Linked DNA regions of Homo sapiens: regions 1 and 3 are each linked to region 2. Evidence: chromatin contacts called from ENCODE Hi-C or POLR2A ChIA-PET data. All regions are on one chromosome and are shown on one strand. Each heading gives the region's core, a stretch centred on a gene start or an enhancer-like site at or near the end of the contact. The rest is flanking DNA. Distances are from core to core; before and after follow the strand shown.

Region 1 (4,503 bases), core at 940-3,439, 410 kb after region 2:
TTCTCAAGTTGATATTATTTGGATCTTTGTTATTGTCTACTATACAGATATTGTGTCCTGTCTTTTATAACAGTAGAAATGTGGAATTCCAAAGCTCCTCCCCTAGAATCCTGGCTCTTCTCAGAAAGCATACCCCACACACAGGGGGACTGAAAGTAACAAGTGTAACAGGCAGAAAAGTGGTGAAGCTGAGTCCAGGGGCCCAAACAGGAACTCCTGCCTGTAACCAGCTGATGCGAACTTTTATCCTTCAGGAAAAAGTTTTTCACTTTCGGCATTATATTATGTTTAAAATTACCAGGTTATACAATAAGTTGATGGATGGATGGATGGATGGATAGATGGATAGATGGATGGATGGATGGATGGATGGATAGATGGATGGATGATAGATAGATAGACAGATAAATTGATTTTTGATCCTTTGCCAAGCTTCATTTCTATTTTATTATCCCACCTTTAATACCTCAAGCTGGCTAGCTTCCTAAATTAATACTAAAGTTCTGAAAGAAACTTTAATAAAAGAAACATTCTGAACTCTCTCCCATTCTTAAAGAATGCTAGGATAAAAACTGATTAAAATTTCAAAATAGCATTGGTGTAGAATGTGCCCCAGTAGTCTGAGGAATTAAAGTTGGGTTTGTTTTTATTCAATTACTTAGCACAGATAACCTAGCAATCACTGTTCACAAAAAGGGAAATTATTCCTGTAGGGAAAAAAAATTAAGCCATGAAAGAGTAGCTGTTTTGTTTTTTTCAACCACTAGTACAATTAGAGTTGGTTCTAATCTGCCACTCCTTGTCAATTACACAATCTACTTTTGTAACAGACTTACCTTTTCAGAAAGCAGCTCACTTAAGGTAGGTAGTAGTTTTTCTCTGTCGTACTCAAAACTGACTAGGCTAGTTCATGTCCAAAAGCTTGGTCAAATGGCATTATTAGATAACCACTCTTACAAACATCAGGTACTATTTATTTCTTTATTTAGAGACAGGTTCTCGCTTTATTGCCTGGGCTCTGGAGTGCAGTGGTGCAATCAGCGCTCCCTGTAGCTTTGACCTCCTGGGCAAAAGTGATCCTCCCACCTCAGCCTCCTGAGTAGCTGGGACTACAGGCACATGCCACCACACCCAGCTAATTTTTATATTTTTTGTAAAGACAGGTTCTCCCTATGTTGCCCAGGCTGGTCTCCAACTCCTGGGCTCAAGTGATCCTCCCACCTTGGCTTTCCCAGAGTTCTGTGATTACAGGCATGAGCGGCAGCCCTGGGCATGGTACATTTTGATACTCTCAACAAACACATAGGCTGAGTTACTAGTTATAGTATATGTTTTTTGTTTGTCTGGTTAGGTTTTTCTTGAGACAGACTCTCACTCTGCCTTCCAGTCTGGAGTGTGGAGTGCAGTGGAGCGATCTCAGCTCACTGCAACCTCCACCTCCCTGGTTCAAGTGATTCTCCTGCATCAGCCTCCCGAGTAGCTGGGATTACAGGCATGCGCCACCACGCCCGGCTAATTTTTGTTATTTTTAGTAGAGATGGGGTTTTGCCATGTTGGCCAGGCTGGTCTCAAACTCCTGACCTCACAGTGATCCACCCACCTTGGTCTCTCAAAGTGCTGGGGATTACAGGAGTAAGCCACCATGCCTGGCTAGTTACATGTTTTATATCTAAGTGAGGATCACCTACCTGTTAAGAATATATTTATTATAGAATGAAGAGACGCTGCATTTAAAAGAGACAATTGGATACCACTGCTGTCATATTTTAATAAAACCACACTCAAAATAGATTTTTCTTAGAAAGTTACTGGAAATGTAATCCTACAATGTAACTTAAAAAAGACCTTTCATTCTTTCTGCATATGTGAAATAATATCCTATTTGGAGAATTTCTCTTTAAAGACTGCAGACAAGTTATGCTACATGTAACTACCACGAAAGAGTAATTGCAACAGCAGAAAGTACTTGCCTTTACTATGGCTAAGCTGATACAAAATTTCCTCAATTATTTTACATTTGGTGACTGTAGGAGGGGGAAAGCCTCCGCAGCCTTATGAAGCAACCAAAACAAAATGCAAAAGGAGCCTGAAATGTAGGGGCAGGGGGAACTGGGTATAAATGGAAAGCATACATCCTGTTTTTTTGCTGTAGAGTTTTGTCTCAAACTATCAATCAACTTTTCACCACTTCCTGCAATAGCAGGTCTACTATAAATCTCAGAGTAACCGACTAGGTTTCATTTCCTCTGCCCAAACCTAGAAGCCTGCCAGGCATGACATACTGAGACTAGAGCCCACAATTGATCACAGAGGACAAGACTCCAGTGAGGCAATTCCAGACAGTTCAAACTGGATGCTTACTGGCTAACTCGGCCTTTTAATTTCATAGCATACAAAACACACAATCTCAGGTTCTATCTGGGACCAAACAGTAGATCAAATTTCTTCTCTTTCCTTTTTTTTTTTTTTTTTTGAAAGATGGGGTCTCACTGCATTGCCCAGGCTGGAGACCAGTAGTCAAAGGAGCAGTAATACCACAATACAATGTTGAACTACTGGCCTCAGCAGCCCTCCTGCCTCAGCTTCCCAAGTAGGTGGAACTACGGGTACGTGCCACTGAGCCCGGCTTCAACTTTCTGAAGGGCATTTACTGCACATCAATGGTAGACTGGATAAAGAAAATGTGGTACATATACACCATGGAATACCATGCAGCCATAAAAGGAACAGGATCATGTCCTTTGTAGCAACATGGATGGAGCTGGAGGCCATTTTCCTTAGCAAACTAATGCAGGAACAGAAAACCAATTACCGCATGTTGTCACTTGTAAGTGGGAGCTAAATGATAAGAACACATGGACACATAGAGGGGAACAACACACACCAGGGCCTATCAGAGGGTGGAGGATAGGTAGAGGGAGATGATCAGGAAAAACAACTAATAAGTACTAGGCTTAATACCTGGGTGGTGAAAATAATCTGTACATCAAACTCCCATGACACAAGTTTACCTATATAACAAACCTGCACGTGTCCCTGAACTTAAAAGTTAAATTTTTTTAAAAGGGCTTTTATGATAATGACATATCATAATTCCTCTCTATTGAAAAGAACCAGTTCCATACTTTAGGTTCCTTGGCCCAAAACACATGTATGTAGCCTGATCTAAAGGTAATGCACTGGCTTTAAGTAGAAGTTGCTGGTGAAATTCCTATCTTGAATCTGAGAGCCGCCAAGAAAAACAAATACCAATGGATGCACAGAGGAACCTGAAGCTGTCTCTTCTTATTCTATAACAGTGAGAAGCACTTCCAGCGCAGCCATTAACAAAAACATTCAATCTCTAAGAACAAGAAACGACTAACTTAACACAAGGAAGGCTGCAAGCTAAAGAGTTATTTAAACCATATCTAGTTTGGGCCAATAACACAACTTCTCATACAAATTTCAACTGGTTTTTATGCCATTTCGTGGGCATAGGCTCTGAGAAACATCATCTAGTCCATGGATCAGCAGAATCATTTTCTGAAAACTCCCTGTATTAGTTTCCTAAGGCTGCCATAACAAACCACCAAAAACTGGTAGCAGAAAACAAAATATATAAATTTATTTTTCACAGCTCCTGAGGCTACTATTTTTTCTTTTTTTTTTTTTTTTTTCCGAGATGGAGTCTCATTCTATTGCCCAAGCTGGAATGCAATGGCACGATCTCGGCTCACTGCAACCTCCACCTCCTGGGTTCAAGCAGTTCTCCTGCCTCAGCCTCCTGAGTAGCTGGGATTACAGGCACTCACCACCACGCCCGGCTAATTTTTGTATTTTGGTAGAGACAGGGTTTCACCATGTTGGCCAGGCTGGTCTCAAACTCCTGACCTCATGATCTGCCTGCCTTGGCCTTCCAAAGAGCTGGGATTACAGGCGTGAGCCACCGCACCTGGCCAAGGCTACTATTAATAGTCCAGAATTAAGGAGTCAGCAGGTTTGGCTCCTTCTCAGGGCAGAATCCCTTCCATGCCCTTCTCTTAGCTTTTGGTGTTGCTGGCAATCCTTGGAGTTCCTTGGCTTGTAAATGCATCACTCCAAGCTCTGCCTCTGTTGTTCAGGGTGTTCTCCCTATGTGTTTGTGACTTCACATGGCCATCTTCACTCTGTTTGTGTCTTAGTGTCTCTTCTTTTCTTATGAGGTTACCAGTTATGGTGGATTAAAGGCCCACCCTACTCTAGCATGACCTCATCTTAACTAATTACATATGCAATGACTCTATTTCTAAATAAGGTCACATTGTGAGGTTCTGCAAGGACATGAAGTTTGGAGGGACATCACAGGGCATCACTATAACACAGTACACCCTGTAGAGCTGAAATCAATAGTGGAGATGCTCATTAATAGAGGATAATAGACCAGAAAAAAGTAAATCAACTTAAAATGGAGACCAAAATTTAATAGTAAATAATGATGATAAGGTTAAAACTTCACCTTGAGGCTGGAGGCAGCAGCTCACA
Region 2 (4,699 bases), core at 159-2,658:
TAGTTAATTTGTTATGACAGCTACAGGAAACGAATACACAGGGGAAGAGCGAACTCACCTCTTGCTTCAGCCCATGAAGAGCATGCTTCTGAGAACCACAGAATTTTCTGCTGGAAGGAACAGCAGAGCTGAGTCACCCGACATTGCCTAAATCCCAGCATCCCGGCCCCACCTGACTGCTGTTTCTACTTCCACTCACCACCCTGCTGCTCTTCCCTTAGCATTTGCCTTCTAACTGACTTAACTTTTTCTTACTCAAATGTATTTACAGGCTGGGAGCCATGGTTCATGTCTGTAATCCCAGCATTTTAGGAGGCCGAGATGAGCGGATCACTTGAGGCCAGGAGTTTGAGACCAGCCTGGCCAACATAGTGAAACGCAGCCTCTACTAAAATTAAAAAAATTAGCCTGGTGTGGGGGCTATGAATATTTGTTGAGTGTAATCCCTGCTACTCAGGAGGCTGAGGCACGAGAATCACTTGAACCCAGGAGGCTGAGGTTGCAGTGAGCCAAGGTCGCGCCACTACACTCCAGCCTGAGCAACAGAGCGAGACTCTATGTCAAAAAAAAAAGCCATATAAAATATTTACAAATAGAACTTTATGTCACTTATCAGAGGGAGAAGCAGCACCGCATGCATTCATTCACTCCATCCTCTTATTCTGTCAACGAAACATTTATGAAGCACTGACTGTGAATGGGGCAGTATTTAAGGCTCTGGAAACACAGTAGGGATGAAGCAGACAAAAAAACCCCGTCCTTGTGGAGCTTGCATTCTCGTGCAGAAGGGGCTGGGAATAGCTGCTGACTTGTCTATAGCTATGAAGATTAAAAATATTCCTTGGGGCCAGTCATGATGGCTCATGCCTGTAATCCCAGCACTTTGGGAGGTCAAGGTGGGAGGGTCACTTGAACCTAGGAGGTCAAGGCTGCAGTGAGCCATGTTCATGCCACTGCACTCCAGCCTGGCAACAGAGCAAGACCCTGTCTCCAAAAAAAAAAAAATTTCCTTGGTTGGTATGTCCCCTGATTGTGACCCCCACGTGGGGCAGTGCTCCCAGGGAGGGAGTTGAGGGCAGAAGCAGCATGGAGGCAAAGGCCAGGGTTTGAATTCTGGGCGTGCCACTTGCTGCTCTGTGCCCTGGGAACCTGAGATTTCCCTCCAAGAAAGCTGAAGGAGTCTCTAGGGCCCCCGGTCTCCTGCCACTAAGGGCCTGCAGTTCTGTGAAGGGGAAAAGCTCCTCCGCCAGGGGCAGGGCGGGGCCGGTCTGCAGGGCGAGCACAGCCGCATTCCAAGGTACAGAGCTGCTGGGCCCAGAGGTGGCCTGGAGAGAAGGCGAGAGCTGGCGAGAGGGACGTTCTGGGAGAGAAGGCGCAGCCTGCCAGAGCTCGGAGCCCGTGCCAACCCCGGCCTCCTGTGAGCAACAGGAAGGGGAGGTCGCGTGACTTGTGGGATCTGTGGGCAAAGAAACTGTGAGGCTGGACTTTCGCCCAGGGCAGACAGGAAGCCTGCTTCTGAATCCTCGAGTTAGCATACGCATCAGCCATTCACCAGACCCAGACAACCCGTTTTATATGGTTTACCCTCACAACCACCTCAAAGGCAGCATGACTATTCCCATTTGACAGATGCGGAGATCAAGACTCCTCAAGGGCACACAGCTCTAAGTGGCAGGGCCAGGATTTGAACCCAAGTCTGATCTCAACCATCTTACTTACCTTTGCCTCTATTTCTGAATTAGTAAGGTGTTGTTTGGTTGCAAGGGACAAATATCCAATTCAAACTGGCTTATCCCCAACCCCTACCCCAAAAAGAAATTTGTTGTAGTTTAGGGCTTTCAGGCACAGCTGGATCCAGATGCTCAATGTTCTCTCAATGTTGCCTCATCCTTTGGCCCTGTTTGCCTCTGTGTGAGCTTCACTTTATGGTATGAGAGGTACCAAATATGGCTACCAGAGGCTCCCAGCTTATATACTAGAAGCTTCACAGACTCACCAGAAATGTGAATCCCTGTTCTAATAGCCCTAGTATAAGTCACTGGCCCAGTTTGGGTGAGATGACCAGCCCAGAGACAGTCATATGGACAAGGATTTGCAGCAGTATTTCCATTGGCCAGGAATGGATCAGGTGTCCACCCCTGACGTTGGCAGGCCAGGGCAGTAACCTCTCACCCTCAAATCACAGGGACCGAGAATGAGGAGAGGTGATTCTCTAAGAGGAGATTGGGAATTACCAGCTGAATGGAGGCTTCACAAGCAGAACTGGTGGACATCCCCTACAGCCTCTCTGTGTTTCTCCCTTTAGTCTTTAGTAAAGTTTTTTTCTTTTTTTCTTTTTTTTGTTTTGTTTTGTTTTGGGAAAATTTCCAACCTCATTCTCATGGAAAGAAGAGGCAAAAGTTTTTAAGGCAAGGTGGTCTTGCAGTAAGCTGCCATTGTGTGGAGATGGGACTGCAGAGGAAGTGGGTTGTGCATCTGCTTTGTACAGTGATGGAATGCTTGGCTTCTTTTGGCCAACAGAATGTAAGTGAATGTGAGGTGAGCAGAGGTTTTAAATGTGCTTGCTGGTTTGGCTGGGTCTTTTGTACTTCTGCCATTCCCCATAAGACATCCTCTGTGAAACCTCTGATTCCAGAATGAAGCACATGGAACATTCCTGATCCTAACCCAAAGCCTAGAGCAGATCTACCCCCAGATGACCCACAGACCCAAGAGCAAGACAAAGAAAGAGTGTTGGTTGTGAGCCCCTGAGATTTTGTGGGGGTGCTTGTCATGCAGCATATCACAGTGCAAAATCTGACTAACACACTTTGAAAGTCTAGGGGTTCTTCCATTGAGGGAGGCCACTACTCTTGGAAGTAAACAGTCTGTCAGGAAGTGGGTCCTCTGAGCCGTGGCCACTCTATATTCTTCCCAAGATGCCCTAGGAACACAGAAGGGCTCAACCACCATATTTCAACCCCCACCCAGCAGAGTCTCCAGAAGGAATTTCAGCATCTTTTCTGGAGCAATCTGCCCTACCCTGCATCCTGAGTCTCCCGGGATCTTTACCAGCTGCGTGGCCATAAGCAAGTTAATTGCCCTCTTTCAGCCTTAGTTTCTTCACCTGTAAAAGGGAATGATACTAATCCTTAGCTTTTGGAGGAACTAATGGACAGAATGCATGTAAAACACACATTTATAGCACCTGGCACATGATAAATAGTTCAAAAAATGTTAGGTTTATAATTATTTGTTTTTGAAATTGCTGGAAGAGCAAAAATGCATTTGACTGTTCAGTCTGCTCCTCTAAGCCTTGGGAACACCATGCAATTGGTGTGTCTGTTCTCCGGAGCAGACAAACCCCCGGGTGCCTAAACTCAGAAGAGGCATTTGGGCCACTGAAGAAGCAAATTTTGATTGGTTTTGTTTTGGTTTGTTGGGGTTTTTTTCTCCCTCAATTTTTGGCTTCTGTTTTAGTTACTTGAAATCACACAGCCGATTTATTTATTTTGATTGCTCTTCACACAAGTAAAAATAAAACAAAGAAGTGCGAACAGTGACAGCCTTTGCTACAACTTTACTCAGGACAAAGAACCGTGGCTAGAAGAAAAGTCACAATTCCATTAAGTGGGAAAACACTGAACTCTCACGCTTCGTTTCCATCGGAAATTTACTATGAGGTGGGATTTTCATGCCAATTGACAAACCAGCGCCCAGTTCAGACTCCTTCAGGCTCTGCCTTCCTCAGCCTCCTGTCCCCTACTGTGCAGTGTGGAACTTGGAACGAAAATAGTGATCATTCTTAAATTATTATAATAGAAGAACAGCCACGTATTGGGCGCTGACCAGGTACCAAGCACCATGCTCAGTGCTTGATGTGCTAAGTGCTTCATTTAGTTCTCACCACATTGCTGGGAGGCTGCTATGCGTTCTCTCTCAGCCGAGGAAACTGCCACTCAGAGAATGTAAATAATGTGTCCACAGCTAGATGTGGGGAAGATCTGGGACTTGAACCCAGCTCTACTTCCAAAGCTTGTGCCCGAAACCCTATTTTGGGCCACAGTGCATGGTCCATTGTCCCGAGGACTCTGAGGTCCTGAGTCCTCAGAGGAGGCTGGGTAAGTGACAATCATGTGCGGAACCCCAGAAGGCAGCTCAGCTCCAGGGCCTGCCTTCTTCTATTTATGCATGATCTGTCCCAGCCTGTGAATTGGCCCCGTGGCTCCCCGCATGTCCTGGAAGAGGTGGATCACAAAGCTGCAGCTCCTTCAGGCCCCTCTCTGGCCACATCCAGGAAAGAAAGGAAGAACCTTCTGCCCTCACAGCAAACTGCCCAGTTCCAGCCTTGGAGGCAGGCAGCCTTCTCCACTGCCAAGGGCACTGAGTTAGGAGTGGCACAGCCACGTCTGACCTCTTCCCGGCCGTGTGGCCTAATCTCCCTGAGCCCCAGTTTCCCCATGTATAAAGCAGTGGCATAAACTTGTCTCAGTGGTTTCCAGACATTGTCAGTCAAGGAAAGCACTGATGAAAGCGCTCGCAGGTCTCTGTGTGTGCAAAACCAATGAAAGAGCAGCTGTTCCAGACAAAAGAGGCCTGGGTCTTGGCGCCCCTCAGTCTCCGTAGGGAGCAGTCACGATACTCCTGACCTAGCCCATCCCGGAGGCCCCACCCAGCTCTGACTTTCTGTGAATCTTGGATCTTGACACACGTCCCACCA
Region 3 (4,608 bases), core at 2,018-4,517, 270 kb before region 2:
GAACAGAGGAAAAAGTTCCAAGAGATTGGGACCCAGGACTGGTAAACATTAAGGGGGGTTGTGGAGGCACTCTGAAATAAGGAAAATGGAAGTCTGCCTGAGTCAAGCAATATGACAGAAACATGGGCTTTGAAGTTCAATAAACTACACTGTTGAATCAATCTCTGCAAGCAGCATTTTCTCTCTTGCAAGTGGGAATATTGTTGATACCTGCCTCAAAGTGGTGTTGTGAGGACTGGAGAAGGTAATGCATGAAAGTCCCTCACATAGTTTATGTTTAGATCAGTGGATGGCAAAATCTGTATTAGTCTCTTTTGCTGCTATAACAAATGACCACTATCGGAAGAACCAGCCCCAATATTTCAATGTAGGTTCTTTTCTATTTCCCCTAAGTGTTGGCCAGTCTGCGAAATAAAGAGAAAGAGTACAAAAGAGAGAAATTTTATAGCTGGGCCTCCGGGGGTGACATCACATGTCGGCAGGTTCCATGATGCCCCTTGAGCCACAAAACTGCAAGTTTTTATTAAGGACTTCAAAAGGGGAGGGGGTACGAATAGGGAGTGGGTCACAGAGATCACATGCTTCCTAGGGCAATAAAAGATCACAAGACAAGTGGCAGAGCAAGATCACAAGGCCAGGGCGAAATCAGAATTACTGATGAGGTTCCATGTCCTGCTGGGCACACATTGTCATTGATAAACATGTTAACAGGAAACAAGGTTAGAGAGCAGACAACTTGTCTGACTAGAATTTGCCAGGCTGGAATTTCCTAATCCTAGCAAGCCTGAGGGCACTGCAGGAGACCAGGGCGTATTTCATCCCTTATCTTCAACCGCATAAGACAGACACTCCCAGAGCGGCCATTTTACAGACCTTCCCCTGGGAATACATTCCTTTCCCAGGTTTATTCCTTGCTGGGAAAAGAATTCCGCGATATTTCTCCTATTCGCCTTCTGCAAGAAGAGAAATATGACTCTGTTCTGCCTGGCCCCACAGGCAGTCAGATCTTATGGTTATCTCCCTTGTTCCCTGAAAATCACTGTTATCCTGTTCTTTTTTAGGATGCCCAGATTTCATATTGTTCAAACACACATGTTTTACAAACAATTTGTGCAGTTAATGCAATTATCACAGGGTCCTGAGGTGACATATATCTTCAGTTTACGAAGATGATGGGATTAAGAGATTAAAGTAAAGACAGGCATAGGAAATTATAAGAGTATTGATTGGGGAAGTGATAAATGTCTGTGAAATCTTCACAATTTATGTTCTTCTGCCACAGCTTCAGCCGGTCCCTCCATTTGGGGTCCCTGACTTCCCACAGCAGACGACAAACACAGTGGGCTTAAAACAATGTGAATTTATTATCCTATAGTTCTGGAATAAAAATACTGGGCTAAAATCAAGGTGTCAGCCTATCTTCCTTTTGGAGGCTCTAGGGGAAAATCTGCTTCCTTGCTTTGTCCAACTTCTAGAGACTGCCGGCATTCCTTGGCTTGTGGTCCCTTCTTCCAGCTTCAAGGCCAGAAGTGTGGCATCTTCTCTTTTCTCTGACCTCAGCTTCCATCCTTACATCTTCTCTCTCTGATTCTGATGCTTCTGCTGATCTCTCACAAGGACTCTTCTGATTACATTGGGCCCACCAGGATAACCTCCCCATCTCAAGACCCTCAACATAATCACATCTGCAGAATTCCTTTTACAGTGGAAAGTAATATATTCACAGGTTCCAGGGATTAGGATATGGACATCTTTGGAGGGCCATTATTATTATTATTATTTAATTTAAAAAGAGACAGTATCTCACTATATTGCCCAGGCTGGTCTTGAACTCCTGGGCTCGAGTGATCCTCTTTCCTCAGCCTACCAAAGTGTTGGGATTACAGGTGTGAGCCACCGTGCTGGCCTGGAGGCCATTGTTCAACCTGCAAAAATATGCTGTCTGTTCCCAAAGTTTTATGTCTATCTCAACTGCATTGACCCATTCTTAAAAACTCCCAACCCATTACAGCAATCAACCTGAATCCAAAATCTCATCTAAGTCTTATCAGGTCAAAAGTTTCATTTCTCATCACATAAATCATCGAATATAGGCATGGGTGAAGCTCTGGGTATAGTCCAGTGTGTGGCACAATTTCTCTCTATCTGTGGACCTATGAAGCTAGCAAAGAAATTATCTGCTCCCAAAATACAAAATGAAACACACTCCACCAGGGTAACAGCACTCCCATTCAAAACGAGAGAAGAAGGAAAGAAAAAAAAGAGTCCCTGGTCCCAAATGTTTTCTAAATCCAACCAGAAAAACTCCATTAGGTTTCAAGGCATGGCTCTCAGCTCTGCCTTCAGAGCCTATAAGGTCTGCTCTCACAGTCATCTTTCCTTCTTCATAAAGGGTAATACTTGTTTGCAGCTGTAGTTTCACCCACCTGTTTCCTGTCTGTAGAATTTTGGTGATCTGACAACCTTCTTTCATTTTGTTCTCTCTGTCCCTTTCAGGTCAAGCTGGCAGTGTTTTGGGGCACATACCATTCTTAAAAGCCTTGTGAGTTTCCTGCATATGTCACATGGACTCACTCCATTTGACCATCAGGCCAAATCAAACCTATTGCCTCTTTTTGTAAATGAAGTTTTATTGCAACACAGACACACCTACCTGTTCATTTACATATTGTTGATGGCTATTTACATGATATAACAGAGTGAAGGGTTGCAACAGAGACAGTGTGGCTCAAAAGCTGAGACTATTTACTATCTAACCCTTTTCAGAAAATGTTTGCTGATGACTGGCCCAGAGCCAAAACCCAAATAAGTAGTAGCGTTTAAACAAATGACAGGCTTGGGTGGGTTGCAAAAGCGGGGCCGCTTGGAGGTAGTGAATATTTCAGATGTTGTGCGGGAGGTGTGAGGAGAAAAGTGAGAAGCGGTGAGGGACGAAGGAAGAGGAAGTGAGAGCCATGGACTTCAGAAGTAAACTTGAACTTCTTGGCAAGTTACCTTGGAAGCCTGGGGCCAGGGTCATTAAGCAGCAAGATTACCATGAAGGAAAAGAGTGAACCAAAAGAAAGTAAGGGGAGAAATTCAAACTGGGCTCAATTGTGACAGAAAAGAAAAATCACACCTAGAGCAGTACACTGAGTCCCTTAGTATGCAAGAACCACATTGCCTCCTCCTCATCCTCCCTCTGAAAAGAAGCCCGCTGTGCACACCTATGGGACAGCCTTTGCTTAATTCTATGTGCCAGCGGCAGCTTCCCAGTAAGCCTTCTCCCCTTTGCTTTTGCTCCGTGGAAATGAGAACACGCCAAGGGTGACGTTTGTGTGTGGGTTTTGGCGCTTTCACAAAAAGCTTCATTAGCCTTATTTAGAATATGATTGCTCCTTCAATCCCTGTGCATAAATGGATTTCAGGTGACCATGCCTGTCACAGGCCCCTGCTCGCCTGGTTACTGGCTTGAGGTATTCTTTGGTTTAAACAAAGCAGGACAAATAAAGAGCAAAGACCCACTCAGGGCCCTAGATGTTCATAGAAACTGATTTCCCCTTAAAAAAACAGCTCACTGTGGGAGTTGTAAATAGGAAGAAATGAACCATTTAAGAGAGTCTTTGAGACTACTGCCTGTTGGAATGGAACCAGTTTGGGGTTTGGGGTGGAGGTGGCATGTCAAATTTGTGGTTACTTCCTAAACACACACAAACTGTTTCAATATCTGATTTGAATATGCTACAACTGCCCCCTGCCAAAACCCTGCCCAGCAGTCTTTCTCCCCACAAACAGCTAAGCCAAGAACCCCAGGACAATTTGCTGTCTGTGCTGATAGACTATCTGGGGTTTCTAAAGCAGGCGATGTATTCTATTTCAGGAAATCAGACCAAATAAAAATCATTCCAATTAAAAAGTGCCACTGGGCAAGTAGAACAGCAAGTGCCCACCTCACACAAAACAGACCAACCACAAAGTGCAGGCTTTCATATATGTTGTTGATGGCAGAGTCACTGCCTTAGAGCCTCGAGTTTATTCAATGGGATAAAAGTTGCCTGGTAAATTGGGCTGAGAGGATTTTTTCCCAGAAGGCCATCACAAGGCATTTTGATGTACTTATCATTTACAAGAGCCTAGAGGAATCTAAAAGTGATTTTGATTTCAAATACTATAGAACCCAGTTATTATATAGCTTATTAATACTGAGCTTCAAATAACCATCAGATATATTCTGAGACACACACATATGCACACACATACACATACACACACATACACACACACACACCCTCTGTACAGGCTTGTAATATGAGGCCTGTGATGGTGATGTCTCATGTTATTTAGGGAGTCGGGTTCTAAATTTCTACAAAGATGAAAATTGTGTACAGTTAAAGGTGCATTTGGAAAATCCCTTCAAATGCCCACTAGCACAGTGAGGTGCTTGCACCGTGAGAGGTAGGAAGTAAATCTGATTACTTCAGCTCTCACATGCCCCTTGCAGGTGAGGATGGGCAGAACCAACACCATGTCAGCCCTCTTTTTCACTCTTCTTGCTGAGGGCATGGAGATGAATTCACTTTAGTTAACTGTATAGGTTATATAATTTCACCTTGATCAGCTCACCCCCAG

Evidence for each region. A loop is a pair of places that touch in the nucleus more often than their neighbours do. ChIA-PET counts read pairs that join two places held with the same protein, here RNA polymerase II (POLR2A). Pooled maps may share reads with other maps.
Region 1: a loop to region 2 is called in a map of naive thymus-derived CD4-positive, alpha-beta T cell, with 2.1 times the contacts of the local background. The contact joins two enhancer-like sites. A Hi-C loop is called at or near these places in 1 of 168 maps with a recorded cell type or tissue (naive thymus-derived CD4-positive, alpha-beta T cell), 1 of 37 single-sample maps with no recorded cell type and 7 of 50 pooled maps.
Region 3: a map with no recorded cell type shows a loop between it and region 2 (2.8-fold over the local background). The contact joins two enhancer-like sites. A Hi-C loop is called at or near these places in 3 of 37 single-sample maps with no recorded cell type and 2 of 50 pooled maps. POLR2A ChIA-PET finds 5 or more read pairs at or near these places in 1 of 52 experiments (GM12878).

What each region holds. Positions count from the first base shown.
Region 1 is chr3:72,754,927-72,759,429 of GRCh38, forward strand. The region is part of intron 10 of SHQ1 (SHQ1, H/ACA ribonucleoprotein assembly factor); the gene reads right to left. Among named protein-coding and RNA genes, the nearest start is that of SHQ1, 91 kb to the right of the region's middle. Within about 2 kb of position 2,190, at least 3 of the 41 ENCODE cell types and tissues checked have a DNase peak (open chromatin) inside an H3K27ac peak, as active enhancers do.
Region 2 is chr3:72,346,708-72,351,406 of GRCh38, forward strand. No RefSeq gene overlaps it. Among named protein-coding and RNA genes, the nearest start is that of RYBP, 98 kb to the right of the region's middle. Within about 2 kb of position 1,409, at least 10 of the 41 ENCODE cell types and tissues checked have a DNase peak (open chromatin) inside an H3K27ac peak, as active enhancers do.
Region 3 is chr3:72,075,229-72,079,836 of GRCh38, forward strand. The region is part of intron 2 of LINC00877 (long intergenic non-protein coding RNA 877); the gene reads right to left. Among named protein-coding and RNA genes, the nearest start is that of LINC00877, 23 kb to the right of the region's middle. RefSeq lists enhancers at 2,971-3,060, 3,131-3,260, 3,381-3,430. Within about 2 kb of position 3,268, at least 3 of the 41 ENCODE cell types and tissues checked have a DNase peak (open chromatin) inside an H3K27ac peak, as active enhancers do.